Regions from separate parts of the Homo sapiens genome. Here region 2 is linked to region 1. Evidence: chromatin contacts called from ENCODE Hi-C or POLR2A ChIA-PET data. All regions are on one chromosome and are shown on one strand. The core of a region is the stretch at or near the end of the contact, and the rest is flanking DNA. Distances in the headings are between cores, read along the strand shown.

Region 1 (3,285 bases), core at 526-3,025:
AACTAAAGATAATTGCTTTGACAAAGATGAAAAATATTGCATAAGAAACATTTAATCTCTTGTCAGGATCTGGGTAGCCTTATAAGGCTCTGAGATGGTGTGCTGGGGAAGATATCAAAGAGATGAACAGCACAAGTGAGCAGGCAGTAAAAAGCTCAATGGCAGAGAGAACTCCAAGGACTTAAAAATATGTACTCAGACATAAGCTTATAATGCAAGTTATCTATATTGTTGAGCAAAATGGATATGTATATTTTGTATTATGTAAGTCCTTTTGTTTTTCAAAGAAGAGACACTCTCAGATTTCCTTAGATCTATTCCCCTCAAACTTTCCCACTGAAGTATTCCTAAATGGGAGAGGAGTAACAATGGATACTTTTCAACGTGTCAAAGAGTGGTGGGTTTTGGATTTAGAAGAGACCAATATCACCATAAGATCAGACTCTAAGACCAGGGAAATAGAAACTAGAAAGGATCTTGTCACTTTATTGCATTAAATAGACATGAAAGAAGGAAGAAGGATGAGGTATATCTAGAGAAACCCCTACCCTAGTTTAAGGGGCCAAGTTACACATGTCTATGTTTGATATTAAGACATATATTAAAAATACAATTCATACCAGAAAAGTCATGGCATTCTCAATTTGAGAGCTGGGATGGACTTTGGACAACCCTGATGTTCCATACACATAATTTCAATATTATACTTGAACAGAGGAGCTGAAGAGAGTTTTCCCAGTGCATGAAAACAATGAATGGTAAAATAGGAATCATCACCCAGGTTCCTAAGTGCTGGTGCAAAATTCTTCCAGTTTCCACTCCGTTGCCCTCCCATGAGTCAAATGGTTTTAGTGTGGTCAGTGTCTTCTGCATGGAAATGCAAGCATTTCACTTTTAAAAACATACAACTTTAAAACTAATGTAAGCAATTTAAGTAACGGAGATGGCATTAATACAACCAACATGCCTATCAACAATTATTTAACTATCTCAACCTTCAATTTGGAGAGGTCAGTTCTTTAAGTGAAGGAATTATCCAGGTTCTAATTAATGAAAATGTGATAGTCCCAGAGAATATTCTTATATGGAATTTCTTTTAGCAGTCTAATTTTAAACAGCTGGAACTCATTTGTTAAGCTGTAGCCTATTCCACTTTTTGAAAAGTGTGGTATGTGGGACTTTTTTTCCACACAGAAGTGGAACTTTCTGGAAAGTCTGAACATATTGCCGTACTTGACCTTACAGGCTAGCAGCTGCTTGGAGACCCTGTTGGGCAGCTTGAGCCTTTTGTGCTCCACCTGTGTTCAGCTATTAGCGTTATACTGTGGTAAGCACTGATTCAAGGCCGAGGGACTGGCTGCCTTCAAGGATCCCATTGTTTATAGCCCTTCCTTTTACTTAATGTTCTGTTTCTGTAATTATTGATGTTGTTGAATCTGATCAAAAGCACAGGTGCAGCACCTCTTGCAGGTCCATGTTGTACTGAAGGTTTAAGAATTCACAGGCTAATAGGGGTGTAGAGGAAGAAGAAGGTTAAGGAGTATTCATTGCCTTGACTCCAAAACGTGGTGAGAGAATGCTGCAAAATACAGAAGCTTAAAACATTGCAGCAACTCCTTGACTGTTTCACCGTGGTTTGTTTTACATACCACAGCATCCTGTATGAAGATGGATTCCCATATATCAGAGATGAGAAACAGGACACGGCTCACCTTGGGCTTATCAGACTGCATCTGACGCATGAAACAACAGGAAGCTGTTGATAGCTGAGGTGAAACAGCAAGCAGTGACTGGTTTAGAAATGTCATAATACCAGACATTGACCCCACCCCCAACCTCATGTACTAGGTTCCAGAGTAAAAATAGAACAAGTATCTATCAAAAGCAAACACTTAAGTTTGGGGTTTTCTCCTGCTCTATTCTCTGGAACACGTCCCTTGTCTGATATCACACACTGTGTTCCAGCTCATACAGTCAATCTGTCCAGGTTCACAACTAAACCTTTCTGCAGAGAAAGGGAACAATGGAGTACACTATGGCCATGGTTTAATACAAGGAAGGTGTGATGTTTAAAAATTTCTTGGCACAGGTTAAAGTACAAGTGAATTTTTTTCAGGTGTTCTCTGTTATCCCTTTACTTTAGGACTGTGACTTTTATGGTTTGTTTATCTAGATAGAATCACAAGTCCTGAATCATTAATTTATTCCTTCAAGTCTTTTTTTTTTTTTCTTTTTGAGACCGAGTCTCACTCTGTTGTCCAGGCTGGAGTACAGTGGCGTGATCTTGGCTCACTGCAACCTCTGCCTCCCAGGTTCAAGCAATTCTCCATGTCTCAGCCTCCTGAGTAGCTGGGACAACCACCCCCAGCTAATTTTTGCATTTTTAGTAGAGACGGGGTTTCACCATGTTGGCCAGGCTGGTCTCCAACTCCTGACCTCAGGTGATCCACTCACCTTGGCCTCCCAATGTGCTGGGATTACAGGCATGAGCCACGATGCCTGGCCTCAAGTATTTATTGAATGCTGTTCACTGGGTCAGGCACTCAGGATTGTGAGAAACTTGATAGTCATAACTCCTAGATATGGATCTTGTAGAGTAGCTATTGTATACAACCTTCATCTGCCCTCTAAAACAGCATTTCTCAGTTAGTTCCATAAGAATTAGTCTGTACAGACATGGTTTGAGTGACTATTTTCTCAGTTTTTTCCAAGAATGGTAGATCGTGGGTGCCACTTCACATGCATAGAGGATTGAGTTAATTCATTGCTTACAATGGATGCCTTAGGCCATTAGGGCCAATTGATCCTAAGTGATAAGGTTTTTCCAAAAGGAATAAAAGCTCCAGCTACAACGTTGGTCAAAACTAGTAGGAAGAGACAACATTAATAATTAGGAGTTTCACAACACTGTTCCTTCACCACAGACAACTGGCCTTGAAGAGAGAAAGGACAAATAAGTGTGTACAGGATTTTTTTAAAAAATTAACCTCTAAGTGTTGAGCAAGTTAGGGGAGTATTTCATGGGGGAAGATATTGTTTGAAGGTGGGAGGTTATCAGGTAGCAAGCCATGCTGAATTCATATGGGAAGGAAGAATATAAAGCATTTGAGAGTTATTGGGGATGAAAGAAAGATGAGGATCAGATATTATTAAGAACTGCTGGGAATGCATAATGTACTAGAATCCCTCTAGATGTTTTTGAGAGATGCAAACAAATATTGGAATTCCCATTCTGCCTATATTTAAAGACAATACATCTCTGGGCCTGGACCACATGGATTTTCA
Region 2 (3,285 bases), core at 383-2,882, 280 kb before region 1:
TTTTGTTCACTGATATATTCCCCAGCACTTAGAATAATACCTTGCACATGGTCGTGGTTCAATAATAATTACTGAATAAACACTGATTGCTTCACCTTTCCACCTAACAATAAGTTACGGATATAATAGGAGATTAATAAAGAACAGTTTAATTAACTAATAAATCCTCTTGAATGCAGGCTACTGTGCAGGTATATACATCAATGAATTAAAAGACAGATTAATTTAAAATATACATACCTATATACACATATGTTCATGCAAATAAACACATTGTATTTTCTATTTAGAATTTGACAGAACATTTAACTTTTTCAAGAATCTAGCTATAGGAGAACCCTAAAAAGAAGACTGACTATATTACGGGGTGATGGCATGGCAGAAGTATGCTAATACCATTAAGAGATGTACACCATTTTTAAAAAATTTCACAACTGTAACTTTTTATTTTAAGTTCTGGGATACATGTGCAGAATGTGCAGGTTTGTGTTCCATAGGTAAACGTGTGCCATGGTGGTTTGCTGCACCTATCAATCCATCACCTAGGTATTAAGCCCAGCATGCATTAGCTACTTATCCTGATGCTCTCTCTCCCCTCGCCCCCACCGACAGGCCCCAGTGTGTGTTGTTCCCCTCCCGGGGTCCATGTCTTGTCATTGTTCAGCTTCCACTTACGAGTGAGAACATGCTGTGTTTGGTTTTCTGTTTCTGTGTTAGTTTGTGATGTACAGCATTTTTTAAGCTGAAAGGTCCATTTACTGAGCAAAGCCAGTAGTATATCGCAGTGCCTAAGAGCTTGGCCTCTGAGGTTTGAATAGTACTGTGACCTTGAGCAAGTTCCTTGTTTTGTATAAGCCATTCCTTTCCCATCTGTAAAATAGATATCATGTATATGTTTACCTCATTGTGGTCAGACAATGCATATAAAACTCTCAACCCAGTGTCTAACAAATGGTAAGTACTTAGTAGATTTTTTTTGTTTTTACGATTAGTATCATTATACACTACTGAGGGGGGCACACTTCTTGAGAAATTTAATAAGGCATAGCAATTTATTATCCCACTTTCATCTTTTTTTTTTTTTTTTGACACAGAGTCTCGCTCTGTTGCCCAGGCTGGAGTGCAGTGGTGCAATCTTGGCTCATTGCAACCTCCACCTCCCGGGTTCCAGCAATTCTCCTACCTCAGCCTCCTGTTAGCTGGGATTACAGGCACCTGCTACAATGCTTGGCTAATTTTTGTATTTTTAGTACAGATGGGGTTTCACCACATTGGCCAGGCTGGTCTCAAACTCCTCACCTCCAGTGATCTGCCCACCTGGCCCCCACTTTCATCTCTAACATAAAAAGTATATCCTGAGCAAATTTATATTCACATTTCTGAAAATTGCTGTCTAATGGTTAGGAGGATGACACGTTGCTGCATTTTGCTGACACACACGAGAAGCACACCACAAAAGCCAAGAAAATATTATCCTTCCATGGACCCTCCAGGAAGTCACACAAACAGGAAGTGGGGTTACTCAGACCCTGACTCTGAACCTAAGCAAATAGACTTCAAACTCTAAAGTGTATCTCATCATTACTCAGAATGTGTATGGCAACGGGAAATGATCATAGGTCACATTAGATCTTTTGAACACATACATCACCACAGGAAATCTCATTTTCCAATAGCATTGTCTTCATGTTGAAAGGACAGTAATGCAAGTAGAAAGTCCTCTCCTCCCCCTCCAAAAAAAAAAAAAAAAAAAAAAAAAAAAAAAAAAAAAAACAAAGCAACTAAACTTAGAAGTTGTAGGCCTTTTGGAAATGACCACACACTGTGTAAAGATTTAAGTTCTGCAATGTTTGGTTTATGGCTCTAGTCCTTAAACAAAACATTAGAGCAAAAACCAAAAGCACAAAAGGACCCTTACAACTGCTTTTGGAATGCAGTGGCATAACATTTCCCCTTACTTTTATTAAAAAAAGAAAGATGCAATTTTCTTAGAAAGTCCTTGCTTTAAGTGTCAAACTTTACAGTCACTAAGGATCTAGGTGCTACTATTCTCCTGTCCAGGTGATGCTAGAAATGGAAAGAAGAGCTTCTGGAAGGGGGCTGGCTGCCTCAATCCTCCAGTGCCCCAGGCCTGACACTCTGTGGGTATACAATAGGCACTCCATAAAAGTCCCTTAAGAAGGTCCCTTAAATAAATGAATGATGATAAAAATGGATGCATACCAAGTGTACTGATTTTTTTTTAAATAATATTCCATATGCTTTTACAATATGAAAAATACTTTTTCACTTATAATCCCCTTCGATCTTCCCAATGACCCAACAAGGTAGGGAATTGTTTGCCTATGGCTTATCTAAAGTTACTCAGAAAAATGATGGGATTTAACTTACTCTCCAGAGTTGGAGTTCTCTTTTATGTTGCCATGAACATTAAATGTGCTTAATATATGTTCATTTAGTGCAGTGGTGCTCAACTGGATGTAATTTTATCCCTCAGAGGACATTTAGTAATGTCTGGGCATATTTTTGGTTGTCACTCTAGGGCAGCTGGAGTAGTGTATTGCTATTAACATCTAGTGGGTGGAGGACAGGGCTGATGATCAATATCCTACAATGCACAGACCAGACACCCCCAGCCTACCTTACTACTTCAAAAAAAATTATCTGGCCCCAATTGTCAATAATATCCATGCCCAAACACTGGTCTAAACAACAAATGGGGCCTCGCATGGTCTCTCAAAAGTTTGTAATCCCAGCACTTCGGGAGGCTGAGGAGGGCAGATCGCTTGAGCTGAGGAGTTCAAGACCAGCCTGGGCAAACGTCGTGAGACTCTGTCTCTAAAAAAGAAAAAGAAAAAGAAAACAATGAATGGTCGAGGACCATTAAGTTTATTAAGTTACTACTTTGTTTAAAAATATGTCTGGAAATCTTTTGACACTCCCCATCCATAGGTGGAATCTTAAGTCTCCTCCCCCTGAATCTAGGTGAGACTTTGTGATTGCTTTGATGAATAGATGCAGTTATGTGATTTCTGAGCCAAGGTTATAAAAGCCCATCCATTCTGCCAGTTTCTTTTGGGATGGTTGCCTTTGGTGCCCTACCCACCATGCAAGAAGTCAACTTACTCAGAGGGCACCATGTGGAGAGGCTTGAGGATACCACAGGAAGAGGGAGAGCTGCCTCCCTCTAACAGTATGTGAGAGACTTCGAGTGAGATGGTCCAGCCAAGCCATTCTCAAAGCCCTGACCCAAGACACCATGAGAGATAATAAGTGAGGTTGTGG

What was found. A loop is a pair of places that touch in the nucleus more often than their neighbours do. ChIA-PET counts read pairs that join two places held with the same protein, here RNA polymerase II (POLR2A). Pooled maps may share reads with other maps.
Region 2: a map of naive thymus-derived CD4-positive, alpha-beta T cell shows a loop between it and region 1 (2.3-fold over the local background). The contact joins two enhancer-like sites. A Hi-C loop is called at or near these places in 1 of 168 maps with a recorded cell type or tissue (naive thymus-derived CD4-positive, alpha-beta T cell) and 6 of 50 pooled maps. POLR2A ChIA-PET finds 5 or more read pairs at or near these places in 2 of 52 experiments (PC-3 and activated CD4-positive, alpha-beta T cell).

Annotation. Positions count from the first base shown.
Region 1 is chr5:52,724,026-52,727,310 of GRCh38, reverse strand. The region is part of intron 2 of PELO-AS1 (PELO antisense RNA 1); the gene reads left to right. Among named protein-coding and RNA genes, the nearest start is that of ITGA1, 62 kb to the left of the region's middle. Within about 2 kb of position 1,775, at least 14 of the 41 ENCODE cell types and tissues checked have a DNase peak (open chromatin) inside an H3K27ac peak, as active enhancers do; they include PC-3, where a contact is called at or near this core.
Region 2 is chr5:53,003,383-53,006,667 of GRCh38, reverse strand. All of the region lies in intron 1 of ITGA2 (integrin subunit alpha 2), which reads right to left. Among named protein-coding and RNA genes, the nearest start is that of ITGA2-AS1, 15 kb to the right of the region's middle. Within about 2 kb of position 1,632, at least 4 of the 41 ENCODE cell types and tissues checked have a DNase peak (open chromatin) inside an H3K27ac peak, as active enhancers do; they include PC-3, where a contact is called at or near this core.